3 separate regions of the Mus musculus genome follow, and all the other regions are linked to region 1. The links are chromatin loops, found by intact Hi-C in ENCODE. Cell type or tissue: left cerebral cortex. All regions are shown on one strand. Each heading gives the region's core, and the rest is flanking DNA. Links, peaks and the distances in the headings are about the cores only.

Region 1 (7,676 bases), core at 2,898-5,397:
ACTGCTGGAGACTGAGTATTTGTGTTTTACACCAAAATTTCTTTTGAAACCTAAGCCCTAAGGAGCTAGCATCAGGAAGTGGGGTTGTTGGAAGTGATTAGGTCATAAGGCAGAGTCTTCATAAATAGTATTCTTACTTTGATAAAAAGAGATCCAGAGAATTCAATGGCCCCCTACATCAGTGAGGATACAGAAAAAAGTTGTCAAGGGAGTTTTCCCTGGACCCTGCCACCCTGACATCGAGTTGGGCTCCAGACTCCAGAACTCTAAGAACTAAATTTCCACTGTTGATACGGTACCTGGCCCAAGGTATTTCAATGTAGAATTTAAAATGGATAAAGACAGCCACTTCTATGCACAGTTCGAGTGTAAGCATGCTCTACACTACAGACAGATTAACCACTCTCCATACATTTAATGTGGTCTCTACACTACTGATACATAGTAACCACTCTCCATAAACTTAATATGCTCTCTACACTACTTATACATTGTAACTACTCTCCCGGTACAGTTAATCTACTCTCCACTCTAAAAAGCAGGATAGAACATGAGGATGGGGGAAGGTAGCTCTGTCAATAGAAAATGTTTGCCTTTCGAACCTGGAGTTTGATCCCAGAGCCAACATTGAAAAGGCAGTGGTGGGCAGTGCATAAAAATCCCAGCACCACAGAGGCAGAGACAGGCTCTGATTGACTGACCAGCCTAGTTTAGTCTATGAACTTCAAGCCATAATTTTGTCTCAAAAAGAAAGAAAGAAAGAAAGAAAGAAAGAAAGAAAGAAAGAAAGAAAGAAAGAAAGAGAGAGAGGGGGGGGGAGGGAGGGAGGGAGGAAGGAAGGAAGGAAGGAAGGAAGGAAGGAAGGAAGGAAGGAAGGAAGGAAGGAAGGAAGGAAACAAACGAAAAGAAGACAAACACAACAAGGTAGGCATCAATTGTGGAACAGCATCCCAGGGTGGCCTCTGGTCTCTGCACACCTGCACATACATGTGCACCCATGATGCACACACAGACATAGGTCATGCCCTTCATCTCCAAGGCCCCTCTTGCCCACTGTACTCAGCTCCTCCTGTTCCTGATGCGGAAAGCACGCCTTTTAGTTACTTCCTCTACAGTAGATTAATTTGCTATTGTAGATCACTGTGTGTTGTCTTTTTGTCTGGCTTCTTTGGAGCAGCATACTGTTTTTTGAGAGTCACTAATGTTATTTTGCATGGTGCTAATTGATTTTAATGACAGAATAGCATTCTGTCATATAGATGTACATTTCATTTATCCTTTCTCCTCTTGGTAAGTTGCTTGGGTTGTTTCCAGTTCTGCTACCAAGAACAGACTGTTGTAAACATGATATGAAAGTCTTTCTGTGGGCGCATATACACAATCTCCTGGCTTATATACTCAGGAGTGGAGCAGATCAAAATTTTAATAATATATCAAATGTGAAGCACTGTGGTGCATGCCTTTAGTTCCAGTACTCACAAGGCAGAGGCAGGAAGGAGAATTGCTCTAAGTTTTAGGCCGGCCTGTTCTACCTAGGAGTCCTGGCCAGTGACATGGTCTAGAGAAAGAAAAAAAAAAAAAAAGAAGGTAGGCATGATGGCACATAGCTATAAAACAGAAGAGGAGGTGGGAAGAACTGGAGAGCAAGACCAACCTGGGCTGCTGATTGAGCTTAAGACCATCCTGAAAGACAGGCAGGCAGGCAGACAGACAGACAGACAGACAGACAGACAGACAGACAGATTTTTTTCATATTAACTAAAAGAATGTAGGCCAGGATAGATGGCTCAGCAGTTAAGAGCATAGGCTGCTCTTGTAGGGTTTGATTCCCAGTACCCATATCAGGCCACTCATAATTGTCTATAACTGCAGCTCTGAGGGTCCCACACTTTTTTCAGGCCTCTGCCAGTTTAAGAGACATTTCCAAGAGCTGACAAAATGGTAATAGGGTCTCCAAGGATTTATGTACATTTCTAAGAAGGAAAAATTTACAGTTTTGAGTTTTCTAACATAAATGTTCAAAGAAACAGAAAGAAAAGGAGAAGGGAGAGAGGGCGTTTTTCTTCCTGGTGTGGAACTTGAGGCGCCTGTGTGTGTTGCTGCTGTAGATATTCACCACCACACACAACTCTTGTTTTCAGCAAGATCCGAACCTTATTTTTAATTCCAGACTTCAATGGTTTGTTGGGTGGCGGCCGTGGGGCTAGAATCCAGAGCATCAAGCACAATGAGCCTTGCCCCAGCCCACTCCAAATGCTTCTCAATACAGTGCCCATTAAAGAAAACCTCCAGGTTCCAGCTCTCCAGTAGGAGCCCCAGACTTCGGCATAGATGAGGGGTGAAGCGGAAGCCTCCAACCATTGCAGCCATTGGCTCCTGCGGTGCACTCTGGCCACACTTGGCATCTCTATTCCAACACAGCCCTAAGACAAACTCATGTTTATTCATGAGAAGGCGGCTCCTAGGAAGCTACCCTTCCCTTCCTCCCACTGCTAACTGTTGCTAAGGTCACTACAATCCTTCACAAGCCCCAGAGAAGTCCTTAATTGACCCCTTACCTCTGAAGGCACCCGAGGTCAGGAAGGACACAAGACTGCCTTGGTGACAGGCACTGTTTCAGTCACTCATTAGCTCCAAACATCGGCCATGACCCACACTTCTTAGCTAAGCTGATTTTCCTGTTGTTCTGTCTGAAAAGACATCTGTAAATGGCTCTATTTAAGCATTGCAGTTTCTTTCTCTCAAAAATGCTACCAAGCTCCACATGTTTTTAACTGCAATTGGGTGGCTTCCCTTTCTAATTAACTCAAGTGGCCTCTTCCTGATAATGGTGGCTATAATTATGCAGCACTTAACTCCTGGAGGACTGTTTTACAATTGGAGGACAGACGGACAAGGTGACCTTTTCCACCCTTGTTTTTCTGTGCTTGCTTCTGAGGAAGAGGAAGGCATTACTCTCCACATGCAAAATGGTTTGCACGGTTCAGAGGGACAGCCTGTGAGGCGCCCGCCCGCCCCTGTTCCCTTTATTCTCTTCCTGCGGTGCTCAGTAGCTGAGTCAGTGGGGTCAGGGCTATTGCGCACGTCTTTGGTGATGTGAGACACTGTGGGAGGAGGGACATGGTGATACTGTCATTATTGAAAATCACTTCCACCCACCAGCTGAGTCACTGGGACGTCACTACTTAGGATTCTGCATCAGTCTCAAAAATATCCCTCTGCAGAGCTTTCCTCTCTGCGGGGCCTGCCTGCTGCTCCGCTCTGAGGAAAATGCTGGTCTCCACAGAAAGCCCTGCGTCTGCACTGCCACGCCCATACGGTGCTGCCCTGCCCACCAGTGCAACACCAGACCTGTCCTATATGAGTTCTGACGGAGGCCAAGCAAATAACCTGAACTTTGCACGAAGATTCGAGGAGGCTGAAGAAGACCTCATTCATCTAAGAAAAGAAGCCAGGCGTAGAATCTAAGTTCCCTCCCTCTCAGCCTTGCTCTGAACTATAACAGAGGGGTAAAGACCTGGAGTCTGAAATAAGGATCTCTCCCCGAAATCCCATCAGTGGTAACATAGCACTCTGCTGAAATGACTGGGTTGCCTTCACTCAACCGCAGACTTCAGAACAAACTAGAGTGCCCCGCCCCCAGACCTTTTTTCTTGTTTTCAGATCACGAGTAATAATCACTCCCAGCTCCTCCAAGTTCAGACCGAGAGCTTTCCTACAAACGCTTGGCTGCTTTCCAGACCACCACTGAGAGTCCAGAAGGAAAAGTAATTTGCCACATGGTGAGGTGGTAGGGACGGGTGGTTAAGGTCTCAACTTTGGAGCCAGACAGACTGGAGGAAGACTGATAGGCGCGCCATTGGGCGTGGGGGGAGATAGGGCATGGGGAAGAGCTGACTAGGTTCTCAGTTTCCAGCCACCATTATCACCACGGGGCTGTTCTGAGGATTAAATGAGATGATGACCAAAGCACTCAGTGTAGGGTGACATTTACCAAACCCTCTGCAAAGGTCACAGCTGCTACTGTGAATTTAGGATAATTACCCCCCAGTCTCGTGCCTGGCAGTGGCTGACCCTGGTCAGATACTGTGAATGCTGGGTCTGGTCTCACTTTTGAAGACTTTTCTGTAATGGCTTTTGTGCAGGAGAGTCCTGGGTCTGAAGCCACTGAGTTACACTCTCAGGCCTAGGCAGGTTTTTTTTTTTTTCCCCTCCAAAAATAAATTATTTAAGTTTTAATAATTATTTAAATATATGTTAAATTTAAAATATGGTATTCTATTTTTGAGCAGTTTTTAGAATCATGTTGGCATAGCAAATCTTTACTGGAAAAAAAAAATTTTTTTTCTTTTATCGTATGAGTGAATAGAGCCCCCTACTGTTTGGATAGTCTGACCTGTCTGGGTTTTGATTTTTAGTTTGTTGTTGTGGAGTTTGCGCTTGATTCATTCAATTTGCAAACTCTTGAGCCCCTTCTAGAAGGGTCTGTGAGGCTCAGAGAATTGGTTAATACATCTACTAAGCACAGCCCTGAGAACGTGGGGACACCTGCCTCTCCCCTGAGAACTTGGGGACACCTGCCTCTCCCCTGAGAACTTGGGGACACCTGCCTCTCCCCCTGAGAACGTGGGGACACCTGCCTCTCCCCTGAGATCGTGGGGACACCTGCCTCTCCCCTGAGAACGTGGGGACACCTGCCTCTCCCCTGAGAACGTAGGGTCACCTGCCTCTCCAAGGTTAAAAGCCGGTGAGAACAGGGCATGCTTTTGGAAGAAGGAGGCACAGGGCAAGCTTCCACGTCAGAGCTGTGGTCCTCCTCACAGGGGCTGAGAACCCTCTCACTGGCCTCTATGGGGCAATATCTGAGGAAGCCTTGGCACGTGGCTAACACAGAACGATCCGTGACAGACAGCTCCTTTCCCTATCCACTATGCTTTGAGGTGATGGCTGAAAGCTACACCCAGCCTCCATCCTTCAGAAGTGGACGCAGGGGTTGGATCTAGGCCCCAGACTCTGGCAAAGGTGGGGCAGAGATGGGACTGCTCCAATCAGCTTCCAGATTTCAGACCGGCACTCCTACATTGCCCATAGAAGGGTGCAAGGGCAGCGCTTTCTCCTCCTGAACATCTGTGGCCTGGAACCCTCTTCTGAGAGACTTCTGCCTCCCCACAGGTCAGCCCAACCTCTCTTCTAAGATGTGTCTCTCCTAACGTGTGTCCTGGCAGTGCCTGGCATCCCGCATCAGCTTTAGGGTGGCCCGAGGTCTCATTTGCCTTCCCGAAGCCTCATTGCTTTCCAGATGATCACCAGTATTCCTAACATGAGCTTCTGCCTTCCCTCTCCTCAGGATGAACCAGGACAGAGACATCTTCATCCACAAGGAAAGGCTCAAAGGGGTCTGTGAACTGAAGGGGGAACCATATTTTGGACCTTTTCATATTTCTAAAGAAAAGAGACAGGAATGTCTCCAGGGTCAGCATTGTTCTTCTTTTCTTTGTATCTTTTATAGCTGACAATGGCCAGCACACAGTAGGCACTCAGAAGATGTCCCTTCCGTGTGAGGATTATCCTATTCAGGCCTCCCTACAGGAACATCGTGGTTCAACAATAGTCACAGTTGCACTTGATGAGCAGTGAGCTGATGTATCACATTGTACAAAGACCAACTGGCATGGTGGAATTATCAACTCTGGGCATCGGGAGAGTAGGGAGAGTATCTCAAAGGTTTCCCATCAGCCCAGAATTTCAGGGGCTAAATTGGGGGACAAGAAGAAACGTAACTCCGGCTACACACACACACACACACACACACACACACACACACACACACACACATACACGACAGCACCTAGCCATGGTAGCATCTACCACGGACTAAATGATAGCTCTTGTTTTTTGAGATAGAGAGTCATGGTGTATTCCAGGTTGGCCTCAAACAAAATCCACCTGCCTCATCTCCTAGGTTCAAGGGATCAATAGGTGTATGCCACCATGTCTGACTGTATTGTCCAAGTTTTAAAGTGCTAGTTTTGGTTTCCTCTGTCTTCAGTGGCTGTGTGTGCATACTGGATCCTTGGCCTATATTCAACGTACATTGCTGCTTCAAGTCTTTTGATTTCACGACTGTCACTGTAGACTCTGTGACCATCCAAGGGGACAATCTGGGATATCAGTCCTGAAAGCAGAGGAATGTTTGCAGGAGGCTGTAGCTGAGGCTGTAACAATGTGTGTGGCAAATGCAGAGGGAATGCACACAGAAAATGGGGAGCGAAACTTCAGTGCTCAAGACTCCTTACCCATCAAGAGAGCATGGGGGCATGCATGTCCTCAAACTGTGCAGGCAGACAGAAAGCAAATCACTATTGAGAATCCTAGAAATCCTGGGTAGGCTGTTTAAATTGTGTTTCATAAAATAAAATTGATGTTTTAAAAGTCATGCCACATGGGGCTGGAGGGATGGCTCAGCAGTTAAGAGAACTGGCTGTTCTTCCAGAAGACCTTGTTCAGTTCCCAGAACCTATGTGACAGCTCACAATTAACTGTAACTCCAGTTTCAGGAGATCTAACACCCTCCTCTGCTCTCAGCTGAAGAGTGATATCCCTGGACTCAAATAGTATGTTATCACAAAGAGAGTTTTATTCCGCACAAGTCCAGCATGCTGGGGCCTCCCATTACCAGAATAGAGACACCCAAGTGAGCTTGCAGGCCTAATTTAAAGCACAGTAGGGAATTCTGGTGCCGGTGACCTGAGTTAATCTGTTGGGTCCATCTCTATGGACATTCCATTACCAGGGTGTTGAGACTGGAAACTTGCTGGGGAGGTCTGGAAACAGTTACTGAGGAAGTAGCTGAGGAAGTCTGGAAACTGTTGCTGACCCATCGTCCTTGCCTCAGGCCAGGTGGCAGGGCAGCTTCTGAGGGCTGGACTTGCCTGGAATTGCCCAGTTCCTGGAGACAGAGATTTAGGCCTCATGTCCTGAGCTGCTAATCTGAAGCCTGTCCTGGAATCTGCTCAGCCTTCTCAAGGGGCTGGAGAAGTTTCGAGTGGGGTGGGCATGGTGAGAAGTGCTGAAAGGAGCCAGGACTCTCTGACTGGTACTGAGAGACTGGTGGCCAACGCCCCATGTTGATATGTTAATAGACACCTCAGTTAGCCATTTGTTGGGGTTTCTAAGTGGATCTGCTATTGTGAGTTCACAAGGGACATGACCAGGAACTGGTTCCTGGTGGGAATCTCACCTCACCTAGACTGTGGTAAATGAATGGCAGAGAACATTTAGAGTCGTTCGGCTTTTGGGTTGATCAGTAAAGGATACAGATGTAATACTTTTTATTCATTTGCTTTAGTCTTTTTGTTGGCATTATTTGTTTGAAACAAGGTCTCACTATATGGCCCAGACTGGACCAAACAAATTATGTAGCCCAGGCTAGTCTTGAACCCATGAGCCTCCTGACTCAGAAGGCTGAGCAATTGCAAGTGGTTTGGAATAAACAATCCAGTCCCTCTTTGTTGTTTAAAGACATGGCAAGATTTATCCAGTAAACTGAGGGAACCATAGCAGCCGCACAGGATGTTTACTAAGCCACACATTCCCAACACACATTTAAACATGGCCACGTGTTTACTTAGGGATCATCTTACCCATGGCTTGGCTTTTAGAAACTGTGAGGCCTA
Region 2 (7,676 bases), core at 2,875-5,374, 270 kb before region 1:
TGGTCTGTGGCCCTGACTGATCAGTCCTGGGGTGAATGCTCAATAAACTATCAGTGTTTAGTGTGAAGTGACTCCTGGACCCCAACACTAAAAATTAAAGTTTCTGAAACTATTATGGTATAGATGTGAAGTAAACCACCTCCTATGCCATTTAAAAAAAAAAAGCTTACATGTAAAGGCTTGGTCCCCAGATACTGAGTTCACTGAGAGGTTCATAGCTGACTGTGATGTCTAACTGGAAGAAGTGAACTGTTCTTGTGACATTAAGGATGTACCTTATCCCTGGCGTCATCTTCTCCTCTCTCTGCTTCCTAGGTGACATTAGGTGAGCAGCTGCATTCTGCCCCATGGTGCCCCTTCTCAGCACAGGCATAGAAGCAAGAAGTCAAGTGACTGCAGACTGAAACCTCTGGAAGCATTAGCCTAAGGAAGTCTTTCCTCCTTTGAGTTTTCCAATCCTAGGTATCCTGTAACAGAGATGAAAACTAACACATTGTGCAAAGGACCGGAGTCAATGCAGAAACATCCACTCAGGAAATCTATTTGGTGATGGAGAGATGGCTCGACAATGAAGAACATGTACTGCTCTTGCAGAGGACCCAGGTTGGTTGTCTGTACCCAGGTGGCTGTAGGAGAACTATATAGATGTTGTGCTGGCCATGTTTATGCCAACTTGATACAAACTATAGTAGTCTGAGGGGAGAAAACCTCTATTTAGAAAATGCCTCTATAAGATCAGGCTGCAGACAAGCCTGTATGTAGGTCATTTTCTTACTCAGTAATTGACAGGGGAGGGCCCAGCCCATTGTGAGTGTGCCATCTCTGGGCTGGCGGTCCTGAGTCTATAACAAAGCAGGCTGAGCAAGCCAGGATGAGCAAGCCAGTAAGCAGCACTGCTCCATGGCTTCTGTATCGGCTTCTGTCTCCAGGATCCTGCCCTGTTTGATTTCCTGTCCTGACTTTCTTTGATGATAAAGAGTGATATGGAATCGTAAGCCAAATAAACCCTTTCCTTCCCAAGTTGTTTTTAGTCAAAGGTGGGTTAAGATTTTGGCTTTTACTGTTTATTGTAATGCTAAGTGCTGGCCTCCAAGATTTGGAGTCTGCAGGTAGCCTGAAGGACCCACCCCCCATTGATTCTGATTGGTAAATAAAGATGCCAGCAGCTAATAGCTGGGAGAAGAGACATAAGTGGGTTTTAGATTTCCCAGGCTTGAGACCACAGAGAAGGAAAGAGAATGGAGCCCTCATGGTATAATAAGAACATGCAGGAGAGAAGTAGGAGAGGCCACCATGGAAGAAAAAGAAAAATGTGCAGGAGGGAGAAGGAGAGACACCATGTGCTAAGGGCTAAGATGTGGCCCAGAGGGCTGCTCAGTTGGGTCAAGAGCAGCCAAGTTGGGACATAGAAATTAGTAAGCAGTAACTCAGAGTTAACAGTAGGAAAGTGGATTCTAACAGCATAGAGTGGAGGCAGTTACCCAGCTATTGTGCTGCCTAAGGCATATTAAAATATAAAGGCTGTGTGTGTGTGTGTGTGTGTGTGTGTGTGTGTGTGTGTGTGTGTGTGTGTATGTGTTTCATTGGGGACCATAAATGAAATGGTCTAAGGTGGGAAGGAACCCCATCATGGAATCCTTTATTTTACACAATAGTGTTCCATCATAGCAATAGAAACCTTAACTAAGACAGCTGTTTCTCAGTCGTCTCCTTAGGGGGTTCCATCCTTACTCATCATTAACTGCCTGAGTAGATACTTTTGGTTCCACTCATAACCATGGGTCATCATTGTTTATCACTTCTTTGTGCACTGGTAGCAAGGCCCCAGGGCTTGCTGAAAGGTTTCTTCGGGCTCAAGCAGTGGAAAACTGGCAAATCAGGAAATCCTGTGTCCTGGAAAGAGCTCTACTAATGGCAAGTGGGGAGTGTAGAGTAGACACCCCTGTAGCTGCTATGTCTACTTTGTGGGTTCCTCATTTCTCCTATCCCTCTCCACCTACTTTCCACCCCTTGAAACTCTAACACTAGATAGGAGAGAAAAGGATAGAGGGAAAGTAGGAGACATTATTGCTGGGCTACTTCCTGCTGGTTAGGGGCATCAAGTTCCTTGGGGCAAGTTTGACCTTCACCAACAGGATATCTAATTTCTTCTTGTTGTTTCTTCTTTGTGGACAACTACGTAACAAACTGAGACCAACAACAACCTACCAACAACTCACAACCCACACTGCCTCTTGAGGCCCTAGCATTTATGTACCCTGTGAAGAGTTCCCAGAATCCCAAACATCACACACTCACAAAAACTGTATGCAGCTGTCAAAACCACACCTCTGCTAGAACACAAGGCTAAGATGCTGTGGAGAATCTGAAGTAGCCCCATATCCCATACCTATGATTAAAACCAAAATATATTCTTAGAATATTTCTGTGTTTTTTTAAAGAAACCAAAATTCTCAATATACACCCCAGCTTCCTTGTTCCTGCAGTGAGCTCTGGCAGGTTCTATCCATCTTCAAGAAATCCAAGGATCTTAATTCTTTAGTAGCTCAGGAAAATAACCTGATCCTTAATGTACTCTATGCTGGCTAATTTATGAATAATATTGGAAATATTCAAGATACTATACCTAAAGGGAGAATATGCAAAAATTATATATATGGCATGATTATACACGGCTCATATATACTAGGCACATATCTGGCATATGTATGCATACCCAGCAAAAGAAACATGAAAATAAATATGCCACATGTTTATAGTGGTTATTTTTTGGTGTTGAGATTTAAACTAAAATATTCTTTCTTACAACTGTTTTTATTTTTCACTATATACCTGTGTTGCTTTAAAAAATGTTTTGTTTAGTGTGTGTGTGTTATGGAATACATGGGAGGTAAGAGGACAGCTGAAGGGAGTCTGTTCTTTCCTTCACCCTTATGGGAATGAGGATTGAGCTTAGGTTGTCAGACTCGGCAACAAGTGCCTTTACTCACTGGCCCATCTCACTAGCCCTGCATTGGTTTTTAAAACCAGAATAAAACATTTAGATGTGTGTGGAAGTCTGATGGCTGCTTTGCCTTTACTGCCTTTTCATGCTGTCAATTCATGCTGTCAATCTAAATCAGTAGCACCAGGTCCAGACCTCAACAGCAGCAGCAGCTGGGAACTTGCTAGACTGCGTGTTCTCAGCCCCTCCCTGCGCTTTCTGAGTCAGAAGCCTGGGGTGGGACCCCAGTGACCTGTGTGTTTTAAGAAGCCCTTCAGGCAACTTTGATGCATGCTTAAAGTTTAAGAACCACTGATAACTTTCACGTACCTGTAGATCTCAGCAGTGTTCCACAGAGTGGATCCACACAGTTCAGTTACTTCCAATGCAAGATTGCATCATTACAGGATTAATGAACTGACTGCGTGGATCTGCTAAGTAGAGAGACAACTCAGTGCACTTGCTATGGTCTGAATTCACTCATAATGGTCTAGGTTTTATGACTATTATATTTGTTTTCAGGGTATAAACAGTTTATGTTGAAATCCATGGTCCATTTAATAGACAGAATACTACACTAATTTGAGTCTAGTCCAGTGATTCACCATGACCATGTGACACAGTAAAGTTTCACAGGGCTGAAGAGAGCTTGGGTTATTTTTGGTCCTGCCTCTACTTGTCTGATGGAGATTCCCTCAAGGTGAATTTCTCTTTAGTAATTCTCCCTTTTCTCTGATTCTACATAAATGGTAGCTTTTGATACTTTTTTTGCAGACGATCTCACACACTGAGTTTAAGAGACTTCTTCCTTAGTTCCCTCATGAAGTTTTTGTTTTGCATTCTGCTTGGGTCGATCTACTGACCCACAGGCCTTACGAGCTGGTTAGCTAGTCCTAGCTCCTTACATGTCTGCCTCATGAGACGGGGTTGCCGTGTGAGCGGTCACACTTCTCTGTGAAAGCGTGAACAAACAGACACGGTGCTTCATGAAGCACCGTGCTCATTTACCAGCACAAAATGTTTTATAGTGCAAAGTCTAATATGAGAAGTGCCTGCCAGGAACATCACCTGCCTTGACGCGACTGTGCGGAGAACACATAAACTCAAAGCACCGTGTACCTCATCGCTTGGGCGGTTTCACCTTCGCTTCATCAATTTTTCAGAAACTTCCAGCAGATGGCACCAATAAATACTGCCTTCGGACTGAATTGGAAACTGGTTGGTATTTTTCAACATGAACTGAAACGTCAAACTGAATAAGCCTCCCTTGGTTCATCTAATAACAATGACAGACATTTATTTGGCACTTTTCCATTGACAAAGTGCTTTTAAATCCTCGCCTCGGTTTTGTCTCAGACCCTGTCAGCTTTAAGAGGCTTTTACGTACTTTGGACCTCTGTTGACACGCCATGTAGACACAGCAGCAGTGTGATTTATGTTAATGACAATGTTATTTTTTATAGTAGTAATAAGACAAGTCCTCCAAAGGCCAAATTCTCTGTGGATAATTTAGGCAAGATCCTACATGTAAAGACAGAGCAGAGCATTAACAACACTGTTCACTCTTTCTCTCTCATTGAAGGGTCCTGATTGCTCCCGTTTGTGTGTGCACTGTCGACTCAGAGGCCTTGCACAGACACGGAATCCTCTGATCCTGGAACAGTCTTAGGATACGAGCCCAGCAACTACCATCCTGTGGATAAAGAGAAAGTGGTTCCCTCAATTTCATTCCACTCTGCTCTCTGCTTCTTGACCTTACAACTCCCTTCCTCCTCCTGGCAGTGGACTCCAGGCTTAATCCTTTTTTTCCCTTTAGTTTTTCCCCCTTTAATTATGTGTGTGTGTGTGTGTGTGTGTGTGTGTGTGTGTGTGTGTGTGTGTGTGTGTGTTTGCCGGCACGCATATGTGCACCATATATGGGTGCCGGGTGCCTGGTGCCTGTAGAGGCCAGAGGTCTCCAAATCCCCAAGAGCTGCAATTATAGATGTTTGTGAGCTGCATGTGGGTGCTGGGAATTGAACCCGAGTCTTCTGGAAGAGTAGCCTGGTGCTCTTAACCACGGAGCCATCTCTCTAGTCTTCAAAGCTTACTTTTTATCAACACTCTGGGACAAATTTCTCCGTCTGGACTGAATTTGGAAAATGTGGCAAACAGGACTGAGTCATGTAGAGAAATCTTGAGTGCCTGAGATTGGGTTCAACAAAATTTGGACAGGTTTCAGGACTAGAACTGGGCCTTGCAGGGGGACGTCAGGTGCCTAACTCAGTTAGACTATGAGCAAAAACTGAACTGAGCTCAGTGGGTAAGTCAGGTTGCTAGAAGACAACCTGACTGCATTGAGGTTAGGTGGTGACGCTGGACATAACCAAGGGAGGTGCCAAAGAAGGTTAGTGTGTTCTGTGAGGGTACATATGACCTTCAGGAGGGTACATATGACCTTCCGGAGGTTGTGGTGCCACCTGTTTAGAAACTGGTCAAAATAAAAAGAATGCATCTTCAGAATAAATGGTTTACAAGGAACCATTGCAAAGTTGGCCCTTAAAAGACTGGATGGTTGGAAACAGTATATGTTTAGATGTGGTGAAATCTCCTGAGAAAGAGTTCATCTTCAAAAGATTGGTAACGACTGAGGCCCTCTGGAGGCTCTGATAGTAAACTCGTGGAGGCATCCAGAAAGCCTTCCATTTTGCTGGTTTTCGTGCCTTTCGGTTGATCGATGCGCTAAAGCAATATGCTGGGTGTGGTATTATGTTTGCTCTGCTGGGAATCTGGCACACATCCCGTGTGTGATAGGCAGGCAGTTGGAATTTTAAAATGATGTTAGTTGAAGTGTCAGATACTTAAAAGTGACTTGACACTAAATAAATGTAAGCTTGAAATCATTGTGGGCTGGGAATGCAGCTTAGTTTGTAGAGGGCTTGGTTAAGAACTGGACTTGGTAAGAATTCATAGCTCTCTTATGCTGTTTGTAAGATAGCATAAATCCAACTAAACAAAACAGGAATTGATTGGCTATCAAGGAGACACTTTTATTTAGCTTCATGCTAGATTACTATGATGGGGCTGTTGAGATGTGGAGTTTAAATCACTCCTTAAGGTTGAGTTAAGCAAATGCCCTGTGGTGGACAATTTGATGGACAACACCATACACCTGAGCTAAAGCAACAAACTCTAGTTATGAAAGGAAATAAAGTCAGTGGTAAGCTTGGGTTTGTGGAGCCAATGGGCAGTATGTGTATATGTGGTGACATTTTCTGAAACCCCGCATTTTATTTTATTTGAAAGACTCTCTTGAGTCGCTCAAGTTTCTATCGCTGAGAGTTCTGTATTCCCCAACTCATCCTGGAGTAGACAAAATGACACCTTGTGTGGAGAAGTGTTAGATGCTGACTGCTTAGAAAGACAGCCTTGAACCCTATTGGCAGGACTACACCAAGTTCTTCTCAACACCCACACTACATTAAAGCTTAAACTCTGAAAAGGTCTGGCTGTGTTCAACAGATGGGAGAGGAGCAAGAGTGCAGAGCTGAGCCATCACATGCTCCAACACACTTTTCTCTTACTCCTAACACAGGAAGGCTTGTGTGTAAAAAGCCTTCTAGTAAATACATGCTATTTTTACATGGCGAATAAAGCAAGAGGAAATCAGAAGTAAAAATATAAAAACTTCCAAGTGTAATGTTGGTCTGCGTGTGAACTGAAGCGCACCACCAGCGTGCTGCTCAGGGAAGGCAAAACATGGTCTAAGATAGGGGGTCCCAGCTCATGTTTCTCCAGGTGGGAAACTGGGGGCTGAGACAGATTCTGTGGTTCTCAAACTGTTGTGTACCCAGACACTGCTGGGGACCTTGAGGAGTTGAGGACAGGGGTTCAAGGGCCCACACTGAGCCCTGGACAGGGCAGAATCCTGCTTGCCTCCTAGTGAGTGCCAAAAGTATTGAGGGTCTGGGAGAGAAGCCTGACAGGAGATTTAGGCAGACTCTATATGGCAAAGGCCCCCGCCCTACCCCACCCTACCCCACCCCCTACAGCAGTCCTTGGTGAAGGAGACAGTCCTTGCTTGTTCAAACTGTTTTATTCATGGTAGATGAAAATGGATACATCTTACTCAGGGTGAACCAGGGATTAAATAACTTTTGCAGGAAGGGAAGCTCATTGGCTAAACACTTGGGACCTACCTAGACACCGCATTAGCATGGAGAACTCCAGGTTTTCATGCTATGTGACTGGTTGTCGTGGACCTCTTAGTTGAGTGTCGTGGTCATGTGCTCCAGGACAAGGAGAGTCGGGACAGGGAGCTGATTCGAATGCCTACTGTTCTCATTTATGAGATTTACCAGGGTTTTGAAACTTCTTCAACCTTACCAATCTTTCTATCTGGTGGCATGGTTCACCTGCCCCACAGTGTAACTTTTAATCCCTAGTGTTTGGCCTTATGGCTAAGAAGTGTCTATGGCAACAAGAGCTCAAGTTCTGAGATAAAAGTAAAAAGGTGTGTGTTGATTCCTTGATTTAACAAGACTGAGATCATTGGGCAGGGTTGCACAGCCCAGCACAGCACACAGCACAGCACAGCACAGCACACAGCACAGCACACACAGCACAGCACAGCACAGCACACACAGCACAGCACACACAGCACAGCACAGCACAGCACACACAGCACAGCACACACAGCACAGCACAGCACAGC
Region 3 (7,676 bases), core at 2,875-5,374, 210 kb before region 1:
CACAGAAATCTCTAGAAAATCCAGAATTGTTAAATATAAATGCCTTTTTTTCTTCAAAGGAAGAAAACAACTGATCCCTTTTTACCAAGAAGGCTGGAGTGGGTTCTGTCTGACAACCTAAGACTTTTTCGCTAGTCTATGGAGCCAGCCTTCGTGAATTCCCCCAGATCCTGAGCATTATCTAGGTCATAACCCTGAACCTAGTCTCTCAGTGACTAGAACACATTCTTATGAAAGAGTCCCATGCACTTTGCATAACTGATACCTGGGAACCTTTCCCCAAAGTTTTACTGTGCTGAAATGTGTAAGAAAAATAAACTCCTGGGTCAGACCCTGAAGTTTTGGACCCAGCACCTGCTGAAGCGGTGCTGATCCAAGATTCGTCCTTCACCTCACTCTCTCCCCAGGCTGTTTCCCTGCTGTCCACAAGGCTTGCAGGGACCCCGACACCTATTGAGGCCAGGGAACAGAGCAGGTGGGAATCATCAGAGCCTTCTCTTTCACTCACCACAGCCTGTGTCTGTGATGGACAAGAGTGTTGGATGCCGATATCGTCCGGGGAGATGCGGAGAACCTGACATCGTGCAACAAAAGAGAAGCTAGAAAGAGGCTGACTCATATCAGCACAGTCTCACTCCTGAGACTGACATTTTGATCCCTAGTGCCAATGATAATGTGAAAGTTACCATTCCCTGGTCTCGGCTTGTGTTGTCATAACAAAAGGCATGAGGCGGGGAAGTTTATAAGGAACAGAAATTCTCCCAGTTCTGGAAACCAAACCTCCCAAATAGTCTTTCCTTTTCTCTAGTGACTGAAATGGCTTGCACGGGTGCTATGGAGTGTCCAGGAGTCAGGTTGAAACCTCATCCCCACTGTGGTGTTAAGATGTGGGGACTTCAATCAAGTGATGGCCATGAGGGTTCCACCCTACACAAGGCTGGTTCCCTCTCCCACCGTGTGAGGATATGGTGTTCAGCCTCACTTTGCCTCTCTGCTCCTTCTGCCCTGTGAGGTCAACTAGAAGGCCTCATCTCTCCAGAGCAGGCCTCCAGTAGCCAATCTTGAGCCTAGATTTGGCCTCCAGAACTATAAATCTCTCTGCCTCTTTCAAAGGCAGAGGGCTCTTGTGCCCCTCTCAGAGCTAGCTTTGGAGTTCAAGGGAGACACGAACCGATCCTGTCAAGTCATTCTTCTGTGCCAGAGATCAAACAAAAGACATCTACATGTCTGGGCAACACAGGCCTTTAAAGGGGCAGGGTGTCTGTTTGCTAGAAGAACACACACTTGCTTCTGTGTTGAAAAACCTGGGTAACTCATGGAAAGGAAATCAAAGAAAAGACATATACAGAGACATTCAGTTGGTTTTAGACGGAGAAGGAACAGAAGAGCAGAAGAGTGTGGGAAAGCCTGGGAGAATAAAGGATGCTGAGGACAAACCTCGGCCTGGTTAGTGAAAGCCTGAGAGTCAGAGGGTTTTAAAGAGATTTGGTCGTGCAATGAAAGAAGGCGCAGTAGGTAAAGTGCTTGTCATGTAAACTGAGGGTCTGAGTTCAAGTCTCAGTACCCATGGGGGAGAGATGGGGGTGATGGAAGAACTAGGTGTGGTAGCTCAAGCCTGTAACCCAGCACTGTAGACAGGAAGAAAGGATGGCCCCCGGGGCTTGCCGTTGGCCAGTCTAGCAAGATCATTAAGCTCGAAGCTCAACGAGAGATTCTGTCTCAAAAACCAGGGTGGAGGATGATTGAAAAGACACCCAGGGCTGGCCTCCATAGTCCTTCACACACACACATGTAAACATGTGCACACACCTTGGTGACACATAGTTCTTCACACACACACATATAAACATGTTCACACAACTTGGTGACATTTTTCTTGGTGGTTGAAGCAAGATTTGAGTCCCTTTGCCTATATCTCTGAATCTCTGTTTTGTTCTTCTAGGGACCGGAAGAATTTGAGTTTGTGGCTTAGGTTCCTCCTTATGCAGTGAGTGCTGTTGGCTGTAGACTCACTAGGGGCTGGGATGTATGTGCTACAACAGAGAAGGCACTCACTGCCTTGGAGCAAATCCTAGTCTGCACCCTTGCAAGCAGAGGCACTGAGTAATCCATACTCTGCTCTTTCCGTTGTCAAACTCTGCTGTGGCAATGTCTATCTGAAAATGGATCTGACTGCTGCCCGGTATAAACCAGAAAAGCCTAAGCTCTTGCCCAATGACAGTCAGTCAGTGAAGACTCAAAACCCAGATCTGTGTGGCTCCAAAGACATCTTGTTCCATCTACTGTCTTAGTCATTGCCCGACGACTTAACATCACTAAGCCTCAACTTTCTCACATATAAAAGGAGAATCACGATATCTACATCAAAGATTGGGATCAGAGAGAGCAGATGAGCTGGCGCACAGTCAGGATTAACTCCATACCTTCCCACCTCCAGGCACAAATGTTTGATTTCAGATGTTTGACTTACAAACGTTTGATTTCAGATCTTTTCTTGAGAGCCGGGGGAACATGCAGAGAAGATGGGAGAACTGGGGTGTGGACAAGAGGATGTCACCAACAATCAGCTTTGCCAAGTAAACAACTCTAACTCTCATCTGGTGGGGAGGGAAGGGGAAAGGGTGGCTACCTCCAAAAGGACTTAGACCCAGAGCTGAAGAGGCCCCAAGGGACCGATGCAACCAGGAGGTTAGAGGTTAAATAAAAGATGTGAGTAACGCAGTTGGCAGACAGATTGCTGTTCTGCCAGAGCCCAAGTGCTCCTGGTGAGCAGAAGGCAGCAATGTGACTCATGTGGCAGGGATAGAAATAGAGCCCCCAGCTTCTGTAGGACAGATAATTTGAGGTTTGGCTAGTTCCCGAATCTTTGTCATGCTGAAGGAAAAATGAACAGTGCCAGAGAAAAATCTACATGGGAGGGAGATCATCCGGCTCTGATGTGCTCTGATCTAAGGATCTGGGAAGAAAGTCCAACGCAAAACATGGTGTGTGAGTTTGGGAGACCTCAGGGCTACAAGGTGTGCTGCAAAGAGAGGCATTTCAGAGAAACTGGCAACACACAGGACCAGCCAAGGAAACACAGAAGCCAAACTCCTGGTGTCCATTGTCCCTTGTTAAGAAGTATGGACGTTGTCTTGTGGCCCATGGCACCCCAAAACAGCAAAGAAGACCCAGATGCCAGTCTGGAGGCTGGGATCCTAGATGGCTGCCTTTCTCCTGTGATTTTTCCTAACCATCCGAAGGTGTTTCTAAGATAGTACCTTCCCACCCTGGACTTGGTATATTGAAAATCTTGCTCAGAAGGCTCCAAATCAAAGTGCCATCTTAGAAAGGAGCTTTTTGTTTACAACGCTTTCCTGAACTCAGCAGTCAGGTGGATCCCTATGAGATTGAGGCCAGTCTGGTCTACATAGAAAGTTCCAGACTAGTCAGTACTATGCAGGGAGACCTTATCTAAAACAAGCAAACAAAACCAAATATAAACAAACAAATAAAACCCCTCATCAGAGTGCAAAATTTAAGAAGAAAGGAGAGGAAAATGGAAATGCTTGGTTTTTCCAGTGCAGGGCCATTGTCATGCATGCAGTCAGTAGTACTCATATGAGCTGAGTCCACCTTAACACACAGACTCCATTTTGAAACAGAAGCTTTGCTGGTGTGTCATAATGGAACAAAGATGTCAGTTTCAGTAGTTAATTTGACACAACCCACTCAGGAGAGAGAGCCTCAGCTGAGAAACTGCCTCTATTGGATTGGCTTGTGCACATGTCCGTGGGTCATTTTCTCTATTGCTGATTGATGTGGGAGGGCTCAGCCTACTGTGGGCAGTAGCAGACCTAGACAGATGGGTCTGGGCTCTATAAGGAAAATTACAGGATGCTTGCCTGGAAGCGGGCCAGGACACAACAGTCCTCCATGGTTTCTGCTTCAGTTCCTGCCTGTAAGTGCCTGTCCTGGTTTCTGTCAGTGATAGACTGTAATCTGTGAACTGAAGCAAACCCTTTCCTTTCTAAGTTGCTTTTTGTCATGATGTTTATCACAGCAACAGAAGGCAGACTAGAACACTGGGGTGTGAAGGCTGAGGATGTCCGCCTGCCCCAGGGCCTCTTATAGAGCAGTATCAACAACAAAAGGACTGTGCATAGTTCCCAAAGTTCTCCATTTACAATAACTGGGCCAAACTGACCTCCAAGGGATCAGGAAAGAAGGCAGTTCTGTGGTGGCCCCAGGAGCCAAGGTCATGCTGGATCTTAAATGCAATCCTAGGCCTGGTCCATTCAGGTTCTGTACTACTGCTCCATAGCCTGGAGTTTCTGTTCCCCAAATAAGCAAAGGTAGCTATCCACTGTGGAGAAAAAGCTGTGCACACCAAGAGCTCTGTTTTCATTTGCTATTTATTTTAAATTTCTTGTTTTGTGGCACACGCACCACAGCTTGTTGTGTGGCAGGCAAAGAACAACTTGGGACAGTCAGCTCTCTTCTTGTACTGTCTGGGTCCCAGGGATCCCACTCAGGCCATCACGCTTGGAGAAAGTCGGCCTTACCTGATATTCATCTGGTTGGCTGCACCCTAATAATCTTGTTCTTCTCTCAGACCCCACATCTGTCTTCACTGTGGGCTTAAATGTGACCCTCAGTTCTCTACACCTGTCCCTTCATCTCATCAAGTCATTGCAGAAGTCATATTCACCCTGGACTTTCACCAGGCTTTGCTGGGTCATGGAGACATAAGTACCATCATCACCCCCTAAATACCTCCAGTGGGAGAGTTGGAAATAGAAACCAGAAGACATTATAAGTCAATTCATGCTTGTACTTAAGTCTCAGAGTAAAAAGAACAATAGTCAACACTTAAGACAGAAAATGCTCTGTGTCCTTGACTTCCTTTTAATACAGGGTCGTGCTAAAGCATATTGTTCTTATACAATTACTAAATTAACAATCAGGAAAATAAAATTAAGGTCATATTGAAACTAGAGAAGACATCAAAGATACAAAGGATGCTGAATTTAAACCTAGACTGGAGGACGGAAATTTTGATGTTTGGAATAGTGGAGGCAGTGAGGGCTTTGCCTCAAACAGCGTAAGGGGTGGGGCAGAGCAAACTGTATTTAAGAGAGATTTGTGCAAAAAGATGGGGAGGATCTAGCCGCACCATTGACAGCCCACAGAACCAGCTGCAGTCTGCCTTTCCTCTGGGGTTCTTTAGACTCAGTATATCCGGTATGAACTCATCGCATCCATAGCCTTTTGATGGTTTTCCGTGACTGCCCTCTCTGAGAAGCACGCCACCAGCTTGCTAGCTTCTGATCACAAGGCATGCGTGTTTTCTCTCCCCTTCACTCTCTGTAATCATATGTGGTGCTCTTCCACGTGGACTTCCTCTGATGGACTCTGGCTCTCTGCTTACGTTCCCACCTGAAGGGTCCACTTCACCCCAGTGTGTCTCTAAATGACTGCAGCCATTCCAGCTGGCACACTTAAGCTTCCCTCCATCGCTCGCTCGCACTTCCTACCCTTGAAGGAAGAATGAATCTTCCCACAGCACAGTTTTCTTCTTCATGCTGTGTTGCCCTGTTGCATAAGACCAGAGCCCTCTGCTTAAAAAAATAGTGTTTAGCCGGGCGTGGTGGCGCACGCCTTTAATCCCAGCACTTGGGAGGCAGAGGCAGGCGGATTTCTGAGTTCGAGGCCAGCCTGGTCTACAGAGTGAGTTCCAGGACAGCCAGGCTATACAGAGAAACCCTGTCTCGAAAAACCAAAAAAAAAAAAAAAAAAAAAAAAGTGTTTGGAATAGAGGAGGAATTATTTCAACCTCCATTTTTTCGGTGTTTCTGAGATGACGGTGGGATATTATTTTAGAGAGTCATTATTAAAAATAAGAGATTTCATAATCAATTTTGAGAAAAACATGAATAAATTAATGTTAATACCATCGCAGTATCACACATAGCAAATCTCAGAGTGTTTATAACCTTCAGATACTGACAGTTTGAGAAAGGGTTTTTTTTTCTCCTCATTATGAATCTATAAAAAAAAATAAGTGAATTATATGCAGCCAGAGAATCTTTTAGAGAGCCCTAAAATGAGCTGGGTGTGGTAGTACACACCTGTAATCTAGTACTTAGAAGTGGAGGCTGGAGGATCGGAGTTCAAGTTCATTCTCTGCTACATAGCAAGTTCAAGGCTAGCCTGGACTATGTAAGAATCTTGTCTCAAACAAACAAACAAACAAACAAAACTGTATATATTTCTCGCCAGCTCTCCTTTCTCTAACATACCCTGTACCCCAACACACAGTCTTTGTCAGTCTAAAAGGACTCGTTGTTAGCTTCCCTTCCTAACCCACCCCAAAGTCCATGAAACCGACAATTCTGAAGCACGGGTGGTAGGCTTGTCCGTTAGCTTGTCCAACACCATTCCTCAGGAACTCCACCTGCTTTCAGACTGCATGGCCTGAATTAAGGCATGTGACCAAGAGCGAAGCCAATCACCTCTCTGCATTCTCATAGCAGATGTAATTTGTTCTGGGGCCATCACTGGGCCTTAGTCGGTAACCCCGGGAGCTACCAGACAAGAGGCTATGTGTCCCTGTTGGACATGAACCTGGGAAATACAGTGAGTTGCCACAGTTATAAGAGTCTGGGCACAGGAGAGGGGTAAAAACTTCTGTAGGGTGTAGTTGATGCTGCAAAAGGAGCTTGAGAAATGGAGAGGGAAACATGGGTCTGTGTTGTCATATAAGTCTTGAATCCAGCCTGTTTCTAAGCCAACCTGACCACCTCCCCTGCCCCAAGCCATCCTGTCCTTTGAGCTAACAAAGTCCCCATTTTTTAAAAATTAAATTAAATTTCCTTTCAGTTATTCACTTTACATCCCCTTCCCACAATCTTTCTCCCACCCCCACCCCCCATCTCCTTCTCTGAGCAGATGAAGCCCCCTGGGTGTCCCCTTCTCCCTGGCATGGGTTCTCCAACTGTGCAGTTTTATTCTGTTTTCTGGGTTCTGATGTTTGCTTATTTATGCCACCAGGAGTCCTAACTGTCCTGCACCATACATCACAAGCGTGGCCCTGTAAATTCCTACACAAGTCCCCACCACTTGAACATCACCTCAGAAGAGTCTCTGCCTTGCTTGTACAAAAGCTGGAATCTGCCCTGCAGTCTCACATGCCGGGACAGACTTGTGGATGCCTGCAGAGTGTTTGCATCACAGACTAAGCACCTGCTCTAAATAACTCACCCAAAAAAGAAAAAGGAGCCCGCTAGTGAGCCTCACCCAGGGAAGCCCCAGGTGGGGGCAGGGGCAGGGGCAATTTAAAGGGAAGGCAATGGTTTGTCCTCCCATCTGCCTCCTGTGCTCAACACGACCCCGTGGAGTGGAGGAGAATGTCGTTAAAACGAGGGGCCTGATTTAGATTGCCACATAAATCCAAAGGGAGAGAGGCCTCCTGTCCCATTTCATGACTTAGCCCTGTGTGCTCTGGGTGCCGGAGCACCCCGTGTGCATTTCAATGTCTTCACTGTTGGTATTTGAGGACAGGGCGGTGTGTGGTGTGGGAGCTATTTAGCATCACCGGGCCTCTGCCTACCATTTGCAATCGCATCATCACCCACACGCTCCGGTTCTGACGAACCAAAAATGTCTTCTGACAGTAGCAAATGCCCTCTGCAGGC

The links. A loop is a pair of places that touch in the nucleus more often than their neighbours do. Peaks named below come from ENCODE experiments on the same cell type or tissue, not always from the same donor. Only the 100,000 strongest peaks of a DNase experiment are listed, where the experiment ranks them.
Region 2: a loop joins it to region 1, with 12 times the contacts of the local background. A loop is called at or near these places in 6 of 42 quality-filtered maps.
Region 3: it touches region 1 in a loop (7-fold over the local background); 9 of 42 quality-filtered maps call a loop at or near these places.

What each region holds. Positions count from the first base shown.
Region 1 is chr15:38,705,797-38,713,472 of GRCm38, reverse strand. No RefSeq gene overlaps it. Among named protein-coding and RNA genes, the nearest start is that of Gm45924, 19 kb to the left of the region's middle. In left cerebral cortex, for the core only: a CTCF peak has its summit at 4,377 (motif pointing left); DNase peaks (open chromatin) are centred at 3,152, 3,638 and 4,040; H3K4me3 peaks cover 697 bases; H3K27ac peaks cover 1,292 bases.
Region 2 is chr15:38,975,265-38,982,940 of GRCm38, reverse strand. Gm33123 (a long non-coding RNA gene) reads left to right here and starts at 3,576. Exons shown (of 2, transcript XR_384058.1): 1 at 3,576-4,201; 2 at 4,566-4,706. In left cerebral cortex, for the core only: a CTCF peak has its summit at 4,156 (motif pointing right); a DNase peak (open chromatin) is centred at 4,131.
Region 3 is chr15:38,915,023-38,922,698 of GRCm38, reverse strand. No RefSeq gene overlaps it. Among named protein-coding and RNA genes, the nearest start is that of Baalc, 15 kb to the left of the region's middle. In left cerebral cortex, for the core only: no CTCF peak of the experiment used is centred there; a DNase peak (open chromatin) is centred at 3,868; H3K27ac peaks cover 2,477 bases.